2 separate regions of the Homo sapiens genome follow, and region 2 is linked to region 1. Evidence: chromatin contacts called from ENCODE Hi-C data. All regions are on one chromosome and are shown on one strand. The core of a region is the stretch at or near the end of the contact, and the rest is flanking DNA. Distances in the headings are between cores, read along the strand shown. Region 1 has its middle 16 kb from the start of LINC02324. Region 2 overlaps CHURC1-FNTB (CHURC1-FNTB readthrough).

Evidence for each region. A loop is a pair of places that touch in the nucleus more often than their neighbours do. Pooled maps may share reads with other maps.
Region 2: a loop to region 1 is called in a pooled map, with 4 times the contacts of the local background. The contact joins two enhancer-like sites. A Hi-C loop is called at or near these places in 2 of 37 single-sample maps with no recorded cell type and 6 of 50 pooled maps.

The regions. Positions count from the first base shown.
Region 1 is chr14:65,204,122-65,208,486 of GRCh38, forward strand. No RefSeq gene overlaps it. Among named protein-coding and RNA genes, the nearest start is that of LINC02324, 16 kb to the right of the region's middle. RefSeq lists enhancers at 911-1,020, 4,284-4,365. Within about 2 kb of position 1,475, at least 7 of the 41 ENCODE cell types and tissues checked have a DNase peak (open chromatin) inside an H3K27ac peak, as active enhancers do.
Region 2 is chr14:65,003,428-65,007,968 of GRCh38, forward strand. CHURC1-FNTB (CHURC1-FNTB readthrough) reads left to right here. Exons shown (of 14, transcript NM_001202559.1): 4 at 822-886. It overlaps FNTB (farnesyltransferase, CAAX box, subunit beta), which reads left to right. Exons shown (of 12, transcript NM_002028.4): 2 at 822-886. It also overlaps a transcript of MAX not described here. Among named protein-coding and RNA genes, the nearest start is that of FNTB, 19 kb to the left of the region's middle. RefSeq lists an enhancer at 1,666-2,865. Within about 2 kb of position 2,509, at least 4 of the 41 ENCODE cell types and tissues checked have a DNase peak (open chromatin) inside an H3K27ac peak, as active enhancers do.

The DNA of each region.
Region 1 (4,365 bases), core at 225-2,724:
TCTCGAACTCCTGACCTCATGTGATCCACCTGCGTCGACCTCCCAAAGTGCTGGGATTACAGGTGTGAGCCACTGTGCCCAGCCATTTTCTCTTACTTGTAGATGGATGAAGCCTATGTTACTATAATTTGCTGAGTATGTGTATTTCTCCATTTTTATTGGTCCATTTCAATTCATTTGCAAAGGGCCAATCAACTGCTACTGTGTTTAATTCCAGAATCCTGCTAGTGGAGGTTTATAAACAAGGTATCTGTGAGGAGATGGGGATCTGAAGGGTGCCCTGCAGGGAAGCTTACTCGAGCCCTGGTTGGTACCTTGGTGACCCCAAGCCCCATGCAAATCATAATGTTGGCTTTTCTGGTGTGGCTACTCCCCACCCTAAGTCACACTGTTACTATCTGGCCAGCCTAAGACCCCCAGGCAAACAAAGATGACCTCCCGGGGGCCAAGGGTAAAGACTAGACCTCTTTGAGGGGCAAGGTTCAATTCTTTACTGCACAGGTAGGGAGACTTAGGCTGCAGCCCGGCTCTGAGAAAGGTTCAGCTGGGTGGAGGAGGAGTCTCTGGGCCAAAGCTGCCCTTTGGAGGAGTCCTGGATCTTGCAGAAATGGCCTGCTTAGTGCCCACCCCCTGCACCCCTGCTCAGCACTGGCTGGGAGTAAGCCTGGGGACTGTGGCTTCAGTGTGAATGTGGGGGTGGGGTGGATGCAGAGCAGTAGCATGTGGGGTATCCAGCCAGGCCTGCTCCACAGAGCAGGAGAGCAGAGCTGGGAAGGGACAGTGGGGATGTGATCTGTTAGCCTTCTGGCTGCAGCGCAGTGCAGACCTCCCTTGCCTGATATGACTGGGTCTCCACCTCTTCCACCCCAGTCTCCTGACTCCTGCAAAAAAAGAAAAGGGGGTGTGCAGGGCTGCCAAACACAGCCATGTCAGGGTGGGCCGGTCCCTGCATTGTGCGCCCACCTGCTGCTGCTGTGTTGTAGGGGAAACCGACCAAAGCACGTAGAGTTAGAACAAAACAAGAACATGGGCTGTGGAGACAGGCTGGCTTCCATGTGCCAGTCTCTCCTGCAGCTTCTGCTCTGGCTGCTGCTCTCTCAGGATCCCGTGCAGCTTTGCCTCGGCCTCACACAGGAGAGTTCTCACACGTAAGGTGGGCCTAGGGGCTGCGGCTCAGAGTCTCCTGTATTGGGATCATTACACATGTCCAGAGTGACAGCTGAGAGGAAAGGGTCCTTGCTTGTGTGCTCAGGAGATGGCTAGGGAGGAGCCACCCCAGGGGAGTTGCCACAGCCAGAATTGCTCTGCTAGGCCCTTCCCTGAAGAGACTTCAATTCTTTTATAGATTTCTCCTTCTTAAACCCAACAAGCTGTTTGGGCAAGAAACCAGGTGAAAGAAACTGAGATTATAGGGGAAGTGTGAAGTGTAGACCAATCATGTGGAACAAGGAAGGGGCGTGACTCAAAAACATAACGTGTGTGTGTGTGTGTGTGTGTGTGTGTGTGTGTGTGCGCGTGCTGACTGGCAGAGCTGGGCCTGCTCTTTATTTGGGAGCCTGCTTGCTACTTTCACCTGTGTTTTCAGCTTGTCTTAGTGCTTTTCTCTCTCATAGTCCAATCCCAGCCCAGCAGATGGTTCACTATGCTTTTAATTGAAGAATGAGGAGGAATCTTTGCACACTTAAAAAACATCCATGGCTGGGTACAGGGGCTAATGCCTGTAGTCCCAGAACTGGGAGGCCATGGCAGGAGGGCACTTGAGCCCAGGAATTCGAGGCTGTAGTGGGCTGCGATCACTGCACTCCAGCCCGGGCGAGAGAGTGAAACTCTATCTCAAAAAAACAAAACAAGATACCATCCAATCCTGGGCCAAGCCCCCACCAACACTGATCCTAAAGGAAAGAAAGCATGGCTGCAGCAGGCACAACAGGACACAGCCCCACCCTTGGAACATCGTGCTCCTGGGGACAAGACACTGGATGCGGAAGCTGGCATCCTAGAACTGACTTTTTCGTTGAGTATTATTACTGTGTTTCCTGGATTCTAAAACACTATTGATTGCAAGATGCACCATTATTCTTTTCTTTCAAATCTAGATCTGCAAACGCCATCATTTTAATAACTGCTTTTAGGCGGAGGAAAAGAAACACAACCACATCAAACGCATGCATCAACTGAAACACCCATCCTGATTTCGGGACCCTGAAAATAAGAAAAATACAGCGCATCTTAAAACTGAAATGGGAAAAAAAAAAAGGAGAACTTATAAAAACTAAATACAGAGGAGACTTTTTCTAATTCTGGAAATGAGATGCAAAACCAATACCCACATTTTGGAATCATAGTATGAGTAGGCTTTTTACCATGTATCACTGCTATTCCTTTTTTTTTTTTTTTGAGAGGAAGAAGGCGTGAGTTGACCTGGTATTACTCACCCAAAAGTGAGGCATTGGGGATATTTATATTCAGCAAGCAGTGCAGGGTTTAAACTGGTGAGTAGATATTTGCATCTTCTAACCACAAAAGTAAAATAAGAGAACTAACTGAAATTTCAGTTTTAGAATGATGATAGCTAATACTTGTGGAGCTCCTTTTTCTCCAGGCACTGCTCTAGGTCCTTTGAATGTATTAACTCATTTAACCCCATGAAAATCCTATGAGAAGGTGCAATGAACAGCTCTAGTCATAGGGATGGGAACAAGGAATCATAGAGATATTAAGCAGTGTGCTCAGGGTCCCATTGCTAGTGTATAGACTTGCACAAGGATAGTATGGCCCTATAGCCCCTCCTCTTAACTGCACTATACGGCCTCTACTAAAGCGTAAGTGAGGGAAATAGACCAAACAAAACTGAGAGTTTGTGGGTGGAGGAAATGCTGAGTTGGGCTAAAGGCAGGAGTATGCTGGTAAAGTGGCTCTTTTCTCCCACCCCAAATGCCCTAGTTCATAACATTTGCCAATTTCCTTGGTGTAAATACTTCCAACAGTGGCCGATTTCAAGACACCAACCTGCTGTTAAAATTCTGAGTGTTTAACAATTGCCTCTCTGGAGCCAGTATAAGCTGGCCCTAGCACGCCACTGGCTGAAAGTAATTGTCCAAATTAATATGCAGCGGTTTAGCCAGGAACGTTTTTTGTGTCATGTTAAATTAAGCCAACTGTGGGTGCGACTCTGCATGTGTGTTCAGGGCTTGGAAATTGTTTCTCCCCTTCTGCTTCTGTAACCACCCAAGGGGTTCACCTTGCCCGCTGCCTAGACAGAGCCGATTTATCAAGACAGGGGAATTGCAATGGAGAAAGAGTAATTCGCTCAGAGCTGGCTGTGTGGGAGACCTGAGTTTTATTACTCAAATCAGTCTCCCCAAGCATTCGGGGAGCAGAGTTGATGTTTGTTTTTTGTTTTGTTTTTTTTTTTAGACGGAGTCTTGCTCTGTCGCCAGGCTGGAATGCAGTGGAGCGTCCTCGGCTCACTGCAATCTCTGCCTCCCAGGTTTAAGCAATTCCCCTGCCTCAGCCTCCTGAGTAGCTAAGACTACAGGTGCGCACCACCACACCCAGCTATTTTTTTTTTTTTTTGTATTTTAGTAGAGACGGGGTTTCACCATGTTGGCCAGCATGGTCTCCATCTCCTGACCTCGTGATCCGCCCACCTCGGCCTCCCAAAGTGCTGGGATTACAGGCATGAGCCACCACACCCAAGAAGCAGAATTTTTAAGAACAACTTGGTGGGTTGGGGCTGGGCACAGTGGCTCATGGCTGTAATCCCAGCACTTTGGGAGGCTGAGGCAGGCAGATCATGAGCTCAGGAGTCGGAGACCAGCCTGACCAACATAGTGAAACTCCATCTCTACTAAAAATACAAAAATTAGCTGGGCATGGTGGCGTGCGCCTGTAATCCCAGCTACTCAGGAGGCTGAGGCAGGAGAATCACTTGAACCTGCGGGGGCAGAGTTTGCAGTTAGCCGAGATCGCCCCACTGCACTCCAGCCTGGGTGACAGAGGGAGACTCCGTCTCAAAAAAAAAAAAAAAAAAAAAAAAAGAACAACTTGGTGGGTTGGGGGTGGGGAGCCGGTGAGCTGGGAGTGCAGGTTGGTCAGGGATGAAATCATAGGGGGTTGAAGCTGTCTGCACCGAGTTAGTTCCTGGGTAGGAGCCACAAGATCACATGATTCAGTTTATCAGTCTGGGTGGTGCCAACTGATCCATCAAGTGCAGAGTCTACAAAATAGCTCAAACACTAATCTTAGGAGCAGTTTAGTGAGGGTCAGAATCTTGTAGCCTCCAGCAGCATGACTCCTACAACCATAATTTCTAGTCTTGTGGCTGTTAGTCCTACAAAGGCAATCTAGTCCCTAGGCAAAAAG
Region 2 (4,541 bases), core at 1,259-3,758, 200 kb before region 1:
AATCATTTTCCCTCTACCCTTCTAATTTCTGGGTTGGAACCACTATAACAAACCAACAGGGTAACAAAAGAAAAACAAGCAGAAGTTTGTTAACATGTATGCTTCATGTATACATAGGAGATACCCAGGGGAAAATGAGTAATTCTGAAAGAGGTGATCTAGAACTCCAGCTTCTAAAGCATTTTCAACTAAAAACAGAGAAGATTGTGGGCGAAGCCAGTTATGGGGAGGTGAACAGGACAAGTATGGTAAATAAGAGTAATGTTTGTTATGCAGATTTCAGTAGGTGCCTTCTCCATTGATAATAGTTTCCTCTGATTTAGTCATCCTTCTCTTTTGGTACGGAGAGGGAAACACTCTCACAAGTGGAGATTTCCTTTATAGATGTCAATTTCCCTCAAAAACTGGTATACTCTGTTTTCAGAGTTTCTCCTGTAGCTGCAGTTTCTCAAAATAATCCTTATGCTGTTGAGGCATATTTTGGGGTGGCATATGCTCTCCCACACAAGCAAGAGACATCTGTCTTCATCTGCTCCCAGAGTAACTGGTGCCAGGGAACCAAACACCAAAACTGCCATTAGTTTGGATATTATGGATTTGGTTTCTGGAAAAGTCCATTGTGATGCCAGCATGGTACAGGGGATTCCCTCTCGCCTTGTCCTAAGCCTGTCATCCTGCAGAACCCATCTTACAGTACTGTGAAGTTCCAGACCATACCAACCAACCCTCGCCAATAGGCATTTGTGGCAATAGGAAGAAAAAGCTGATGGAGGTCTCATCTGTATTTGTTTTCTCTCTCCTATCTCCTGCATCCTTACCAGGCAAAAGTAGAAGAAAAGATCCAAGAGGTCTTCAGTTCTTACAAGTTCAACCACCTTGTACCAAGGTAAGCTGTGGTTAGGAGTTTGAGGGGATCTGGGAGAACACCACCATGCAGCAGCCTTTCTTCTTTCCTCCTTGAGCGAATCTAACCACGGGGAGCATCTGCTGCAAGAATGGTGTTTCTTGTCCTTGTGGTTACCTGGATATGCTAAGACCCCCACTCCTCCCTCTGGTAGAATACTGTTTAGAGCGATTCTCCACTCGAGCTGAGCTGCCAGGTGTTACATGGGGATTCCCCTCAATGCCTCAATTCTGAGGTCTGAAGATGGAGAGAGGAATTCCAGGTTTTTGTTTAGTGGTGGCCTGCTGCTCTGGTCTTCAGATGAGAACTCTCAGGTTTTTCTTTTTCTTTCTTTTTCTTTTTTTTTTTGAGACAGCGTTTCGCTCTTGTTGCCCAGGCTGGGGTGCAGTGGCACAATCTCGGCTCTCTGGAACCTTCGCCTCATAGGTTCAAGTGATTCTCCTGCCTCAGCCTCTCAAGAAGCTGGGATTACAGGCACCCACCACCACACTCGGCTAATTTTTGTATTTTTAGTAGAGACAGGGTTTCACCGTGTTGGCCAGTCTTGTCTTAAACTCCTGACTTCAGGTGATCCACCCGCCTCAGCCTCCCAAAGTGCTGGGATTACAGGCGTGAGCCACTGTGCCCGGCCCAGATTTTTCTTTTTCATATTGTACTTTGAAACATTTAGAGTCCAGGGAGATGGCAAGGGATGGATTATTATTTGACTGGAAAAACATGGGAAGTTTGAGTTTCTCCATGCCTACTCCCTGTTGGTAATTGTGTTCCATATCCCAAGGATGAAATTTCAAACAAGAAATAGAATGCCTTTTGTTTTCCTTGGAGCTTAGCAAGTTGAAGTCTTCTAAGTCCTGTGAGGTCAGGTATTTTGAAAAGGGAATTATAGGAAAAAATTTATTATTTAATTTGAACCTTTATTTTCTCTTCCAGTGTTTTGTAATATGTCACACTAGAATTTCATAAGGTTATTTCATTCTTGTATTAGTACTTCTCATGCAGTCAGAGTCTTTTTTTGAAACCATTATTTGTTATATTTCCAGCCATCAGAATTGATCAGTAGCCTAAAACTGTGTGGTCACCATTTTATCTTAATGATGGAACACTTTCTCTTCCTTTCTTTTCTTTCTTTCTTTCTTTCTTTCTTTCTTTCTTTCTTTCTTTCTTTCTTTCTTTCTTTCTTTCTCTCTCTCTTTCTCTTTCTCTTTCTTTCTCTCCTCTCTCTTTCTCTCTCCCTCTCTCTTTCTGTCTCTGTCTTTCTCACTTTCTTTCCTTTCTGTCTGTCTTGTCTTGTCCTGTCCTGTCCGGTCCTGCCCTGCCCTGCCCTGTCTTGCCCTGTCTTGCTCTGTTGCCCAGGCTGGAGTGCAGTGCCCTGATCATAGCCCACAGCAGCCTTGAATTCCTGCGAATCCTTTCAGTGCAGCCTCCGCAGTAGCTGGGACTATGGGAACACATCACTATGCCTAGCTTATTTTATTTTTGTTTTTATTTTTTGTAGAGATGGGGGTCTCACTGTGTTGCTCAGGCTTGTCTTGAGCTCCTGGCCTCAAGCAGTCCTCCCAAAGTGCTGAGATTACAGCTGTGAGCCATGGCACCTGGCCGAGAGAACACTTTTCCTTGACATCTCTGAACAAAGTGTGGTTAGGTCACTGGCTGATTCACTCTGGCTGGGAAGTTGCAGGTCTGAAGTTCAGCCTTTCCTCCTTCATCATGTCTCTTGACTTCTTGAGATCTTCTAACAGACTAAATCCTAGCAAGTCAGTCTCTAGGTACTTCTGCTTACTGGAACATTATAAATAGGTCCAGCTTTGTTTGTTACCTTTGTGTCTTTTTTTTTTTTTTTTTGCCACCATTTCCTTAAGAAACTTTTTCTGATTAGCCATGGCAGAAAACAGTTGGAAAAGGCAAGTGTTCATAAGGAAAGACAGGTGGGAGGGTTAACTTCATCTTTGTTCCCTGGGGAAGGAAAGGAGGAAAAATATCAGCTTACTAGTATAGTCTTTCCCTTAACTGCTAAACCAAATCTCTGCATTAACCCAATGCTCTGACCTCAATAAAATGAATTATTCCTCTTGTCATGAGATACAGCTAGAGATTAGCAAATGACGCCATTTATTTAAATAGCTTGGGAGAACGAGCTCTCTTAAATGTAATGGTATCCTTGGCAGTTCGCTGCCCCTAGGCACAAGCTGGTTCAAGCTTAGCCTCCCCAGAGGGGACAAGACTTCATAATGGTGAGGGTGTGGGTGATTGCTTTTGGAGGGGCTTTGTTGTTGTGGTTGTACCCCCGATGACTCACCCGATCGGGCTGAGTCACTGTCCACTGCCTGGGCTCTGGGGACACACAGCCTCTGTTTCTCACATGAACCTTTGATTATTTGACATTCCCTTTTCACTTACCATCAGGATAGAGCCCTTGGTCTCTTTCATTCCTTTTTTAAAATTTGTTTTTCCTTAGCTCATGAGCTGAAGAAAGACTTTTATTCACACTGAGATATGAGGGAAAATGGGAGGTTATAGTCTGGGAGGAAGCAGTTGTTTTTTGAGAGTGGTGGTAGATGATATTAAAGGAGTGAAATCCCCTGATTCATAGCTGGTAGGTCAAGTATGGGTGGGAAAAAAAAAGTGTTCCTCCTGGGCTCGGATCCTTGTGGAAATAGAATATATCAGGGCTCTGGGTTAGTTTCAGGAATTTCACAATTACCCGTTTTTATCATTGTTGCCTATGAAATTGAGTGTTTTAAAGGATGCTAATTAATATTGGAGATACTATACATTTTGGCTGAATGGCTGAGTATATAATTCAACATATCAATATAAGGCTGAAGGCAAACATCACCATCATAGAATAAGCGAGGATATAAGAATAAATTAGAAAATTTATCAGAATTTTAAATCATTATCACAGTCTCAATATTTAACATATTAATAGTCAAAATTTAAAAGTCTGACACTTTAATACAGGAAGTAACCTTCACTGTTAGCTGAAGTGCATGGTTAGCTGTTAGCAGTAAATCTAGATGGCAGGGCTTGTTTGTGTGTCTGAGGTCATGATGCTGATCAAATGGGACAGACTCACACACATGCCCAGGACCACAGACCACGCACAGGTCCAGGGATGCCTGTGATGATGCTGAAGTAGGCATTTGCCTATTCAGTGTTCCAGGGCCAAAGCTGAATAGCAGACTGGGCTGAAAGTCAAGCCTGGAGCTGAATGTCAGTACATTCTATACTTAATCCCCTTCCCAGAAATGATTTTCTTCTCTAAGGTTGGGACTGTCTACCTGGAGTGAGGTAGTCAGTCCCAAGGAGCTTTTTGACCATGCTTTTCATGGTTTTGTTTATTCATGTCTGCTTTCCCATGAAAATTCATTTTTTCTTCCCTGTGGGTATTGTCACGGTTTCACACCCTTTTGAATGTACCCTTTTGCATTTATCACCTTGGCTTTAATAAGAAACCTGAAATGCATAAACTACACAGATACCTCGCTCACATGTAGTTTTTAAATTTGTTTTCTCCTGGGCAAGGAGACGGGTGCTCCTCAGAAGTGAGAAATATTGATAATGTCCCTGTGCTAATAGAGCCCTGGAGGTTAAGTGCTGACAATGGCTCTGAAGCCAGAATACTCTGAGTTAAAGT